Regions from separate parts of the Homo sapiens genome. Here region 1 is linked to region 2. The links are chromatin contacts, found by Hi-C or POLR2A ChIA-PET in ENCODE. All regions are on one chromosome and are shown on one strand. Each heading gives the region's core, a stretch centred on a gene start or an enhancer-like site at or near the end of the contact. The rest is flanking DNA. Distances are from core to core; before and after follow the strand shown.

Region 1 (6,996 bases), core at 3,909-6,408, 540 kb before region 2:
TAGCTTTGTTCATAATCAGCAAAATTTAGAAACAGTGCAACGTTCTTCAGCTGGTGAATGGTTAGACATACTTCAGGGCATCACACAATGGATATAAACAAACAAACAAATAAATAAATTTTAGCAATAAAAAGAAACTAGCCACTGTTACATGCTATAACACAGATCATTCTCAAATGCATCATGCTAACAAAAAATTCAAATACAAAAGGCTACATGCAGTTTGATTTCATTTATATGCAGGCTAAAGTTTTTTGTTTTTTAAAGGAAAGAAAGAACTGTAGGATTGAATCTATTAGTAGTTATCAGGGGCTTGGGGAGCGGGTCAGGAGCTGACTACAAAAAGGCATCAGAAGATCTTAATTTAGACATGATGGATCTGTTCCATATCTTGATTGTGGTGGCTCTTATATGATTATATGTTTGTCAAAACTCAGAATGGTAATACAAAACATTTGAATATCACCACGTGTTAATTGATACCCCTGCTTTTAAAAAGAGAAAAACGAAATTTCTCTGATTTGCATACACGTTTGTCAAATGAAGTCAATGCACTGCTGCTGCTGATAATGATGATGGTGTATTAAACTCACAGGATTTTTGTGAGCTTTTGTAAATGAGAAAACATCCGTGAGTGCTTTGAAATGCATGAAGTGCTTGCTTTACAACTGCTGAATACTATTATTAAATTTTCGTTTTGGTTTTGTATTCCATTACCTTGCTGAACTCTTTTATTATTTACAAAAGTTTGTCCATTGATTCAACTTTTTAATGTAAATTATCAAATAGGCTATAAATAATGACAGTTAATCTCTTTCTTTCAAATCTTATCATTGCTTTTACAACTTCTTTTTTTACTTTCTTGTGTTGGTTAAGACTGCTAAGTCAATGTTGAAGAGCAGCTGTGGTAGGAGGCATTCTTTTCTTATTGCTAAGCTAAATAAGAATGTCTATAAAATTTCAGAATTAAATATGATTTTTGATGGATTTGGTAGCTGTTTCTTATAAATAAGGCAAGTTTCTTTTCATTCCTGTTTCTCAAGAGTTATTTCTTATTTTGTTTCTTATATAAATGGATATAAATTTTTATTGAATATTTTCCCTATACCTATTGAAATGATCATATCATTTTATGATTTGATAAAAATATTTATTTTCAAGCAAACCTTAGAGCCGACCTTTTATATTCTTGCATTCTCTTCTTTAATCAATCTGTAAGCTCGTAAAGGGCATGTTGTTTTTGTCACTGTACCTCTATCACATAGCACAGGTCTGATTTAAACAATATATTTATCCCCAGAAATTAACTCTAATCTTTGGAGGGAAGAAAGTACTTAAAATACATGATTGAGGACTAGTGGCTCAGAAGAATACTTCTCCCATAAGATTTTTAAATGCCTAATTTCGGGATTAACCTCAGCCCATTTCGTCATCTATATATCTATCAAAGTTTTGGTTTCATTCTTTGTGCCTCAAAATGGCATGGACATAGATCTTTTACAGAGTTATTACGAGTACAAATAGTTTTTCAGGCTTCCCTAGGCCCTGCTGCTATTTTATATTTTAATCTTTCTTTACTTATCAAGAGTGGGTTGTAGGTTGGGCCTAGGAGCTTTAAGATTTTTTCTTTAAAGACTAGGATGTGAGCAGAGGAGAGAAAGAGCCTAGTAACACCTAGAGACTTGTAGAAAGTTTCCATTTGTAACACAGGAGTGTCAGCCAGGAGAGTGGCAGGTAGTAGGGTGGGTGGCCAACTTCAGGCTTGCTTTAGCTGAGTCCCTTGAGAGTTCTCTTCTCAGGGAAGACTCAAGAGAAGGTACAGTGTAATGGGTAAAAGAATGGACTTTGGATACAAGTAGCCGAAAATTCAAATCTTGGCTCTGACAATTACTAACTGGGCAATGATGGATAAATCACTTAACCTCTCTATTTTTGGTTTTCTCATCTCTAAAATAAGGATAGAAGTAGGTAGTTTTGAGTGCCTGACACACAATGGACTCTCAAAAAATGTTCACTGTAATTTCAATAGCAGTTGCCTAGGCATAATCTGATGTAATAAAATAGGTTTCTCCATGAGAGGGCACTTAGATTTTTTTGTTTGTTTGTTTGGTTTGGTTTGGTTTTAGACATCTATGATGAGGAAAAAATATGTAATTAAAAAAATACATTTATAAAGATAGAGAACAAAGAGAATCATGACTCATGTTTTACAATTTACATAGCTTATTTATTGTTTCATGTTCTGCACTACTTCAGACAGTTATATAATCCCCCCACCCCTGTTAGGATGCCAGGATATGACATCAGGAAGATAGAGAAGAAGAGTTTTGGGGGGAGGCAGGGAGAAGACATATGCTTCTCTGATGTGAATGTCCCATCACTTACATTGGATAAAGCAATCCCAAATGCTGACTGATACCGTGGAACAGTTTTTTCCAGTATGGTCATTCTAGTTCTAAAATGCTGTGAGACCTTTAGATAATGTTAGGAGCCTTTCGCAGTCTGGCTTGCTGTCAAGTACTGGATTTGAGCCCTTGGTTAATCCCCAGTTATACTGGCTTCGAAATCTCTCCAATTCTTGAAGTCATAGCCTGAACTTCCCCACTTCTCTGGGAATAAGTTTTCTCAGACACTCATTTTCCTATGTCATTCCCTTCCCAAAGGCTACAGCTGTTTCATCTCCAGGAAGATAAGACTATTCATTAGGTTCTGTCCCTCTGATTGTGACCCACCTCTCTGAACTTCATTGCCTTATCTCCTAGTGGGCTTTTCTCTCTTCCAGCCAATGCCACTTATGCACTATTTTCGTCTGTGTAGCATCGACCCCCTATCTCCTGGCTTCCATGAGGGTGATTTCTCCAGCTTGCTGTATTCGCTCTTCCTCTCTTTCTGGAGTCATGAGTTGGAGAAAATCTTGGTTTCCTAACATCTTTGGAAGGGATTTGCTATTAGGTTCATTTGTGTTTGCGTTTGTTAGTTTAGAAGAATAACTTCAATATGCTGGGATTGGAATAAGATTCAAAGAGAAAGTTCAAGTGAAAGAAGAAAGGTAATTGCTAAATTGCATTTAAAAAAAGGAAGTCTTGTTAACTGAGCTTCTGTCCAGCTCCAAGATAGATTGGTCATGATGAAGTCAATGCCTAATGGCTACTGATGGTGCACTGGCTAGTTCCCGAGTCAGGTGATGATTCAGAAAATTAACCCCTGTGTCTTGGGGAAGTCTGTGTCCAGACTAAATGTTTAATACCACTTGAAAAGAGTTTCAAGACTTAAGCTTTAAAAAAACAAACTTTGCTGTCAGTGCGAATTATCAATGACAAATACTTTGCTTTACAACCACTTGCTTTGGTTCCTAATTTGAAGGATGCCAGTCTTAGGATGGTCTATTTGTTTTCTTTGCTGGGAGACAAACATATTTTCGAAAACAAATTCCAGTCTGAATAGGAAGGGACTATTTATTTGGCAAAGCAGTGTGTGTTCCCACATGGGAAATTATATATAGAGAGAGAAGCACCAGACTGTGCAGGGAAAAAAAGTTTTAGATTCTCTAAGGCTGTGACCTGGGTGAAAGAACAGGGTTTTCCCCACATACTTGGTTTGAAGGCCATGGAAAGTTTGCATTCCATGGGTTCTGAGCACTGGGCAGGCCCCAGAGTGCTTTCATAGCCCTCTGTGGTCTGTGGTCTGTGGTCTATCATGATTCTACCTCACCAGTCCACTATCTCTCATTCCCCAAATGCACAGTCTCCATTCCAATCAACTGTTTATCCTACTAATGTAACAAACTTTTTCCTTGTCTGTGCAATTTCTCACGTCCATCGGGTCTGTTTCTAAGCTCTCAGACCCTGCCCCCTTCAAGCCCAATCTGGTTGCCCCTCCCCAGAAAAACCATCTCTGGCTTCATCACTGGTTCCATGAGTTTCCTTTTCTTTGAGCTGCTCCTCCTTCCCTTCTCTTTGAATCCACCTGAAACTTGAAGACAATCTTCCCTTGTAATCTACAGTATTTTCCCCAGTGCTTCCTCTTTTTCCTGATGAGGATGACTCAAAGAATAATGAATGTTACAATTCTTGACTCAAGAACTGTATTAGTACAGAGAAGTAGTAATAATAATTTGAAGGCTACTTACAATCCCTAACTTTCCAAAGCATGGTTGATTTGAAGTCAGCTTCTTTGTTGGGGACCCCAGGCCGCATTAGGCCTTGCTAATATCTGTGGTCATCCCAGCACATGGAATAAGTTAGTTCAGCTCATATGGGTAAATTTTTCATTCCCAGGGAGTAATTTTGTTAGTGCCAACTTTAAAAAATAATACTACATTGTCTTTGGAGAAGACTTTTTTCCCAAGTAATACAAGTCCCTTTTTTGCCAGCTCATTCAGTCTCATAAAAGCTTTCTGAGGTAAGACTCACTCCCTCTTTTTTTAAGTCAAGAAAAAGTTTGCACAAAGAGAAAGCTGGAGAGAGAAGACCTTTTAGGTCTACATGTAGCAAGGATAACCAGGGAAGTCTCACTTTCACAACAAGGCCACCATGCACAGTTGGGTGGATTGCACACCGTATAACATCAGAGTTCATGGGAATGGTGCTTCCTGAGCAGTGCACAACCTCTTTAGACAGATGTAGTGGCCCCATGGCCCCATCTAGACAGCCTAGTCTGAAGTGAAGTGGAAACCAGTGCTGGGTACTAAGCAAGAGACTAAAGGGTGCTGCCTTTTACTCCTCTTCTTGGACATCCAATCTAGATGGCTCTCACTCTCTTTGTATTCTTATTTAGGTCACAGGAAGGGGAGAGTTTATCAGGCCTATCTCATCACTGTCTTCTTAATGAGGCTGTCATTTCTACAGAAGCACCAAGCCAAAATTGTTTAAAGGGTTGAGCTTTCAGACACATATGGTTACTCTGCAGCAGCATGTGTCAGAAACAGAGAGGCCACATTCCTAAAAGAGTGGGGCCAAGATATATGCATTATGGACTTAACTCCTGACACATTTGGCACAAGTTGAAAAATAAAAGAAAAAAAAACCACCCACTGTCTCAAGAGGCCTTGGGCAGGAACATACAAGGCAAAACGTTTTAGTTGTAGACAAGAAAATGCTGGAGAGTCAGCAGGGGATGAGCTGGTCAGGAAATATCCACTTCCTGTGGACACTCCCAAGTTCTCCCGCGCTGGCCAACCCCCGTTGCAGATGATCCAGCCAACAAAACACTCCACCAAAGTAGCACTGTTGGCTCAGCCAACTCGAGTCAGCTGCGCCGATGACCCCACATGCCCAAGTGGAACCTTCTGGGTTCCTTCCTGAGGGATGTTCAAATAAACCAACAAGAAAGATTTGGATAGGAAATGTGGAGTTCTGGAGGCTAGGGTGGGCAGATGTGTAAGGCTGAGGCTAAAGATGAATTTCCTGACCCTCTCAGGCACACAAACAAGGAATTCAAGTTGACTTTACTCTGAAGAAATGGCTTAAAAGAAATGTTTTTTAACTAACGGTGGGTATTTTTCAATATATGGTTGAAGAATACGGTGACTCATCTCCATTCAGATGAAAACCTACCCCTGAAGTTTGCTGCATTAAATGGGAATTAGTATGCTAAGTCCATAAACCACAACCACCATTTTCAGTGTAAATCAGACTTGTCTCTTAAATTAAAAAAAAAAAGCAATTGCAGCAAGGAGTCATGATGAGATGCCTTGCCTTCAGTGGAAAGGGAAGTATGTTTTCTCTGGCCAGCCTACACAAAATCAGATACTTAATATGATTACTGAGAAGATGGAAAGATTTTCAGGAAAGACTCCTATTGCTCAGCTCCTACCAGCCTGCAAAGGAGTAAGTAGGAAGTCAAAAGGACCAGCCCACTAAAAGAAGGCTGAAAACAGGATCTCTGATTCCACTGAGCAGTTCTGTGAAAGCAGAACATACGAATGGATGGGTTAGGCTGGCAAGAAGTTCCATCAACCAACTAAGCAACCTACTTATTTTTAAGCACCTACTACAGGAGCGTGCTCAAAGGTAGGGTTGCTGCTCTCAAGAAGGGGTTGCATTTTGAGCCTTTGGCAAACCAAGAAAACAAGAAATGCTACAAGCATTTCCAACAGAAATTAGTTACAGAGGTGATAGAAGAGCTGAGATGCCAAGGAAGGACAATCCAATGACCCGGAGATGAGCACCAGCAGGAGGCCCTCCATAGCTCCTAGGTTGAAAGCAGCATTTCCAGAGGCACTGAGGCTGGGGTGAGGAGGCAGAGGTGGAACCAAGGTGGGTCTGATCTGTGGAATCTGGAGCTATGGAGGAGACCCAGCTGTTGCTGGAGAATGAGTTTGAGGCAGAGAATGAGAGGGAGAAACACCCAAACTTACCCTCACTCCCCACTGCCAATGCCTCACCAGTGCCTGTTGTTGACTGCACCAGGCAGAAGCCATCTCACACAGGAACCTGGGGAAGGCAGCCTGCAGGGGTCAGCCCCACAGCAAGGCAGAGCAGAGGAAGGGCAAGGAATAGATATGAGGGCGAGTAGGCCCAGGCCTGGCATGGTGAATGCATTTGGATCATTTTTTACCTTCACAACAATGACCTCACCTCGCCCTGGGCCAGACCATGACAAATCAATTGCAAGCCACAAATGCTGGCTGGGATGGACTCTAGGGTGAACCTCTGCCTCATCTTCTCGCCAGTTATTTAACTCAATTTGGGCTTAGCTCAAGACCCTAAGGAGGTCCCTTAATTCTCTCAGGAGTGAAGGAACTATTTGTAGCCTGATATACATACTGTCTTTTCACAGAAGTCTTGGAACTGACTGTCCTCACTCTTGTTCCCCATGGAGAATTCCAGGATCTAACTGGCCCCATGGCTACATAAGCAAAATCCTGCCTGGCTTTGATTTCATCTATGGCCGGCTCTGCCAAAACCAGCTCCACAAAGACGATGGATGCTCCAGGATGCCTAAATTGATGCTTTCAGGGCCCTAGTGACTAGCCAATGGCATCCCTCTAGCCTG
Region 2 (7,512 bases), core at 2,898-5,397:
CATATATTCTTTTTTTTTTTTTTTTTTTGGGACAGACTCTCGCTCTTTCACCCAGGTTGGAATGCAGTGACGCGATCTTGGCTCACTGCATGCTCCACCTCCCAGGTTCACACCATCCTCCTGCCTCGGCCTCCCGAGTAGCTGGGACTACAGGCGCCCGCCACCAAGCCCAGCTAATTTTTTTTTTGTATTTTTAGTAGAGACGGGGTTTCACCGTGTTAGCCAGGATGGTTTCGATCTCCTGACCTCGTGATCCAACCGCCTCGTCCTCCCAAAGTGCTGGGACCACAGGCGTGAGCCACGACGCACAGCCAGAATTCCACATATTCTATAAAGAGACATCAGGGCAGAGCGGACATCTTAGGACTTAGCTCACACCTAAGGGTGTGGCGGTGGTGCTATCTAGGAGCTGATACTGCACGCAAAGGGTCTGTTTTCTCAGCCCATGCCACCCACCAGCTAGCTGCAAGGTCCTGTCAAGTCACAAATTCAGTAAAACCAAAAGTGGACTCTCAAAATGCCATCAAGGCTCAAACTCCCACTTTCACATTTACCTGGCAACTCCTTTCTCCTATTCATCTCTCCAGATGCCAGGTGTCCACGAGCCATTTCCAGGCCCCAGGCTCCTCTCTCAATGGAGATCATGCACAGAAGCTATTACAATGAGAATAAGCATGTTGTTTCAATGCTATACTATGTGTTTTTTTCTTATGACTTTGAAATAGCTCCTGTTTTCATTTTTTGAAAACTCTTCTATAAATACAGATTTAGTCTTTCTTGGTATGGTTCTATATAATACAAATATAATATTAACAAGATAATTGTCTTTTTTTCTTAAGGCTGTTTAAGGATCTGCTCTGGAAATGTGTTTTAAGGACATTTTGATTTCCACAATTTCTGAAGGTTGTACAGATAGAACCTCTTAAACAAAGAGAGTTAATTTTTTGTCTCTCTCTTTTTTCTTTTTGTTACAATCAATAAATCTGCTCGTTCTAGTCTATGATTGATATGTTCTTTGGTGTTACTATTGAACATGACAGCACAGAAGTGAAAGCAACATTTTTGTACTGAATAGCCTTGTAAGAGCAGTAAATATCAGAACAGTTTTTAAACTCATTTATAAACAGGACATTCTTGTTCAGCCATTTCTCCAGGTTTGGAAATGAGATATTCCATTTCATCATTGAGGATAACTGATTTGCTACCTCTCTACAGAAAACATTCCCCACTTGGAAATAAGTAAAAGAGATGGATTGTTTTTGTTTTTGTTTTGGTGTGTATGTGGATTAACATGGAGATATTTAACTTATGACATACTTGGATGAGTATGTCATGGGATACATTTTAATATTTAAAAGACATACACATAAGAAACAGTTATCAAGTGATAGGCTCCCAATTCTTTTAAAAAGATCCAAAAAGGAATTTGTACAGAAAGGGGGCTTTTCACTCACTTTGTGCTTTTATACCTTTCAGAAAGAATAATGTGAATAGTAGGATAGTCTTTTACTTAAAAGTAAAAAGATGACTATTTTTGGTTGTCTGAGATTCGGAGACATTTTTCTTTGTTCAGGCAAATCCCTCTCACCCTTCCTCCCTATGAGGGCACCAGCACCATCCCCAACTAAGTACCTCAGTGGTCTCTGAGCTTCATTTGTTTGTGCAGGTACCGGAGCCAAGATACTGGAAAATGACTTTAAAAACTCTTCTGTGGTACCAAGAACCTCATGCAAACTCACAGATTGTATAGAAGAGCGTGTGTCTTGGAGCAGGGTGGGGTGAGGGTACAGAATGAGAAGAGCTTTGGGGCCTGGAGTGGGCGTGGAGAGGCAGCAACAAGGTTGATAATACCTGGTGACATGTTAACTAAGGGCAGATTATAAGCCGTGGGGCAAGCTAGAGTGATCACTCAATTGGAGGGAGGGTTTGTTACACTATAGAGAAACAGCACACAGATACCATCAGAAACCCTAATGTAAAGCTAACAATGAACCCAGAAGAGGTTACAGCTTCTTTACATTTTTCACTGTAAGATAAAACATTTCTATGACTATTTAGAATTGCTGTGTCTGATACAGTCACCGCTAGCCACGTGTCCCTTGAGTATCTGAAATACTATATGTCAAGTCCAAATTGAGATGTGCCGCAGTGTAAAATACACACTGGATCTCCAAGACTTAATACAAAATAAAAGTAAAATATCTCATTAATAACATTTTATATTGATTGCATATTGAAATGATAATATTTTGAATATACTGGGTTAAATAAAATATATTATTAAAATTAACTCCACATGTTTCTTTTTACCTTTTAAAATGTGGTTACTAGAATATTTTAAATTACATGTGGCTCACATTATCTTTCTCTTGGGCGATGCTGGTTTAGTCAATAATTCAATGTTATGATTATAGATATGTTCTTGGAAATATGTGTTAAGGAGCAGACAGAACAAGATTAACATCTGAAGCTAGAATAATCAGCAAAAGTCACGATTCAATGTTTCAATACATTTAAGATTTTATTCACTGTTATGGAGGGTAGTCATGTAAAAACGTTATATATAGTTATATATACACATTACACACATATATATATATATAATGTTATAATAGTATCTAAAAATTTTTCTTAAGCTGAGGTCTCCCTTCTGTAAAATTCAAATCTGGTAATCATTGACTCAAGGCTACTAAATGGCCCTGATGAAGATGTTATTTCATTAACTTTCTTAACTAAGATGTCAAAGTAAATGTTAAGCTTTGACAACAGACTGGAGAAGAGACAGAAAGAGAGAGAGAGTGAGAATGGAGAGAGAGAGGGGAAGGAACTAGCTAATTATTTATTTCATGACTTGTTCTCTCCTGCTGTCAATATGGGTCGGGTATAATGTAAGCCATTTTCATCATCCAGTACAAACTGAATAGGAGAAAATGGAGCTGGAGTGATTTTAGTTGCTTGGAAGTAGACACTTCTTAATCTCCAACTATTGAGTAAGTTAATGGTCTGACTTTTTGGACATTTCATCTGAGAATAAATAGAGAGGTCAGTTACAGTCAGGCCTAAATGCAGGGGCATAGCCTCATTGGCTTTGCCAACCTGCTTCAGGTCCCATTTATGACAAAATATGAGATTATTCATTGAAGACTGGCATTCCAATAAGCCCAGAAAAGTTGAACAGAACAAAAAGGTTTGAACTCTGGGGGCAGGGAGGAGAAACATTCTTTCCGCAATCATTCTTAGCACCAAAAAACCATCAGGCATCACTGAGAAGGCGGCTGCCCGGTGCTCAGTTTGCCCTGTGTCCCATCCTCCCAAACAACTTGTTATAGTAGCCAAAATCAAAGCTGATTCCCTCCACCTCCTCACTTTTTGATTCCTGTGGCAGCAGCAACACAGAAACCTAACTAGACATTAACAGCCCTCCAAACACTACATGCCAATCAAAAGGCTGCACACACATGGTAAAATGGGTTCCTATGGTAAAAATAAAAGAGCAACAATGGTGGCTATAGAAAGAAGCTTAGGAAATATTTTCTTTTCTTAGAAGGCAGTAGTTGCTGTAGCATTTAAGGCAGTAACATGCAGAAAGGCTTAGACCAAAATTTCTGCAACATCAATGAAACATGCAATCAATATCATACATTCTACTGTATCATACTTATATTGTACTAATTTTGATGAAATGATTGGGCGGTTTCAACCTATGTACCACGAAGCAATCTGCACACCTCTGGTATGTTTCTGATATCTAACTATAGAAGTATTTGTCTTTGTCCTCCAAACTCTTTTATAGCACATGGTATGCATATTTCAGCATCCAACATTATTAACTCATGAGCAACTGTCAGTTGATGGTTATCTAACACATGGGGTCTGCACAAAAGGGATCCTTATTTGGGCAAAAGCTCTTGTCTGCACCAGTCTGTCTATATTTTCCCTCAGAATAACTTTATTTGGATCATTATTCGCTGTTAGTGGAAACTCGGAGGCTGCATGTATGGCAATCGGAAGGTGGAGAAATAAATCCTTAACAAGTTCAAACACTTAGCTGATATTAAAACCATTTCTAGCTTTGTTAGCTGAAAGCAAACGCTCCATTGCCCTCTCGTGGTGAGTCGATGGGATGCGGTGGGACGACCAAAAAAACCCGCAGAAACTAACAAAAGAGTTTACTCCAATACAGGTGACAACATTCATCTTGGATAGAAACAGCCACAAATGACAACCTTATGTTGTTTTATATGTTTTAGAATTTACATTTTCAGCCCTCTTATGTGGAGATTGGACAAGGTGGGGTAGGTGGGGTTTGTAATATGGAAATTAGAACTTTGTCTTTCTGCAATACAATGACTTCACTATATTTACAACCATAGCTGCTATATATGTGGCAAATTGATTTTTATGAGATTTAGAAACTTAAAAAAATCATGCTCACATTTTAAAAGCTCCTTTAAACCAAAAATAGACTGATGTTCCAACTGGTTTGGAATTATAGGAACCAAGGAAAGAAGTCTGAATAATTCCCTAATATGGAAGAAAAACTGGCTTTTTTTCTTTTCTTTTTTTTTTTTTAAATAAGGAACAGTTTGTTTCTGACAATAGGCAACATGTGGGACTTATAGAACCAAGTATAGGTACAGAATTTATCTTTCTATATTGTCTAAAAATAAAATTTTAAAAAATTCTGAACTCCAAATTTAATAGTCAGTTACCCAATTGGGTATTTATCTTTTAAAAACACCATTTAAAATTTCTGCTGTATGCCTTTCAACAATTTCCTGCCTAACAGGCCCATCCCCAGAAAGCAAACAAACCTGGTATTAAAACAGACTGAAGAGCTTAAGAGAAAGCTGGGGGAGAAGTCAGGGCAAAGTACATGAGAACATAAACTACTTTTTTAAATCTTACTACCAGTAAATGTACCATTTTTCTCTTTTATGTGTCTTCTCTTCAGATAAAAGCCACTCCTCCAACCAGCATTACAGAAATGCTCTGTATTTTTATAATATGATTTTAGGGGCAGATTAATCTCAAATTGGCTTTTCCACTCAAATGTGGAAGTTCAGTTTTGCAACAACAGTTGTTTGATTTTGTCTTTGAATTAGCAAAGTTCTTAAAGTAATTTTACTATAAAATTAAACAGCTGGGAGTTCTTTAGCAAAACATGACAACTCTTGTTCTTCTTTGTACTATTGTGCAAGCTGAAATACCCTTTCTTTCATGTCTTTATATTCCAAAATGAATTCCCTAGTTACCCTTGTTTAGCTTTAAGAAAAATAATAAAGAAGGGGGGCGGTTTTTGCTGACCTCTGAAATTCACAGGCTTTTAAGCACAGGGCGTTTACACAAGGTGCGTTCTCAAAGGGCTTTTGTTTAATTCCTATTATGGAATGAAAAATGATATTTTGCCCCAATACAATGCCAATCTTTGTGTACGGCAAAGCTGTTGACAAGTATTTCTGTGGAGCAAGGCATCTTATGCCGATTTCGCAGATGGGAAAACTGAAACATCTCTAAATGGTGAGGAAATATGGGACTAAGATGTTCATAGAGGCTGGAATTAAATTTAGAATTTGACTCTTAGCCCAGGACTCTAACCATGTGAGGGCCCTAACTCTCTGGAATCAACAGAAGGGCAATTTTAAAACATTCTTTTGACGTTATTAACCACAGCCTCGGGGCTCAGGGAAATGAGTGGGGGAGGGCCTGGAAACATAATACAGAGCTGCTAGGTGACAGCCTCTTGCAACATTGCTAATACTTTGGATTACTTGATCCATATTGCCGTATATTCTACTAATATTCTGGGGCTTAATGATTTCCTTTGTATCTTAAAAAATTAGAGTCTAGATTCAAGGGCTAGTGTAGACTGCTTCTTAAAATATGGAGCCGGAGAGTCATGACAAGACAAATTGTGGAAAGCGGTTCTTGGCTTTTCACATGAATCTGGAACCAAAGATCACTGCTAAGAGTTGGTGAAACCATAGATGTTATGCCAGTAGGATTCGTCATTGGAGTCATTTATAAAATGATGGAATTCCATAGCTTTAGGAAAACCTCGGGCACCAGCTAGTCATTCTCCACATCAGAAAAGACAGGACCAGAGAGCCTGCCACTCGCCCAGAGTCACCCAGTGAGTAGCAGAGCTGCGACAGACTCTGGTTTCTGTTGCATGAGATCAGCAGCAGAGCCTTGGCAGCAGATGGTTTTTCAATGGGCCCTGAATACCTCCATTTGGGTCTCTGCAGGGTGAGCCCTGTCATCCCAAGACCATGTTACTGAAACACACTTTCCAAGGAACTGTAATTAATAAAGTCAAATGGGAGCTGACAAGGACATTCCCACTGTGTTCATATGCCAAAACATACAAGCAAGAAAGCTCACTTGGAGTGCATGAAGCGCAGGTCCTTCTGGCAGGACTTCTGTGCACCATACTCCCAGCTGTTTGCTCAGACCCAAATGTGAGGTACTAGCAGCAAAACACTTGCAAAGCCATCAGGAAAGTGCTCTGGCATTGGGCGTCAACAACCGCCACCTGCTTGCTAGGCTGGGCTGAAAAAACAAAGGAGCCCTCCTGGGGGTGAGGAAGGGCTTTGGGAACTCAGGACCTCTGGGATCAAGAAGAAATGGACCACAGGCCACTGTGCTAGGGAGCATCGTCCTCACCTTCTAGCAGTAACTCATGCCTCAGAGGTCCCAAGCACATTACACAGCTTTATACCTGTGTGCCTTTGTTCCTGGGCTTCCTCTGACATCGATACCTTTTCTTTTTTAGCTTTTCTCCCTCCTGCCCTAACTCCTCGCTTAAAAGCTTCCTTGGCCAGGTGCAGTGGCTCGCGCCCGTAATCCCAGCACTTTGGGAGGCTGAGGTGGGTGGATCACCTCAGGTCAGGAGTTCAAGACCAGCCTGGCCAACACAGTGAAACCGCGTCTCTACTAAAAACACAAAAATTACATGGGCATGGTGGCGGGCGCCTGTAATCCCACCTACTTGGGAGGCTGAGGCAGGAGAATTGCTTGACCGTGGGAGGCAGAACATGAAGTGAGCCGAGATCGTGCCACTGCACTCCAGCCTGGGTGACAAGATCGAGACTCTGTCTCCACCCCCAGCCAAAACAAAACAAAACAAAACAAAAAGCTTCCTTACTCTCCCTCATCTCCAGCTGGGTGAGAAAACCCTTGTCAATACCTGTACAAAGTATGCTTTGGGTTGGTCGTGGTGGCTCACACTGAGACCAGCCTGGCCAACATGGTGAAACCCCGTCCCTACTAAAAAATACAAAAATTAGCTGGGCATGGTGGCAGACGCCTGTGATCGCAGCTACTCGGGAGGCTGGGACAGGAGAATCACTTAAACCCATGAGGTGGAGGTTGCAGTGAGCTAAGACTGTGCCACTGCACTCCAGCCTGGGCAATGAGTGAGACTCCGTCTTAAAATAATTAATAACAAATTTGAAAAAATGCAAAAAACAAGCATGCTTTGATCCTGGCACCTGGCACCCTGTACTGAAA

What was found. A loop is a pair of places that touch in the nucleus more often than their neighbours do. ChIA-PET counts read pairs that join two places held with the same protein, here RNA polymerase II (POLR2A). Pooled maps may share reads with other maps.
Region 1: a loop to region 2 is called in a map of mammary epithelial cell, with 3 times the contacts of the local background. The contact joins two enhancer-like sites. A Hi-C loop is called at or near these places in 2 of 168 maps with a recorded cell type or tissue (chondrocyte and mammary epithelial cell) and 8 of 50 pooled maps. POLR2A ChIA-PET finds 5 or more read pairs at or near these places in 2 of 52 experiments (AG04450 and activated CD4-positive, alpha-beta T cell).

The regions. Positions count from the first base shown.
Region 1 is chr10:62,581,118-62,588,113 of GRCh38, reverse strand. No RefSeq gene overlaps it. Among named protein-coding and RNA genes, the nearest start is that of ZNF365, 210 kb to the right of the region's middle. Within about 2 kb of position 5,158, at least 13 of the 41 ENCODE cell types and tissues checked have a DNase peak (open chromatin) inside an H3K27ac peak, as active enhancers do.
Region 2 is chr10:62,035,431-62,042,942 of GRCh38, reverse strand. All of the region lies in intron 4 of ARID5B (AT-rich interaction domain 5B), which reads right to left. Among named protein-coding and RNA genes, the nearest start is that of ARID5B, 140 kb to the right of the region's middle. RefSeq lists an enhancer at 1,705-1,764. Within about 2 kb of position 4,147, at least 25 of the 41 ENCODE cell types and tissues checked have a DNase peak (open chromatin) inside an H3K27ac peak, as active enhancers do.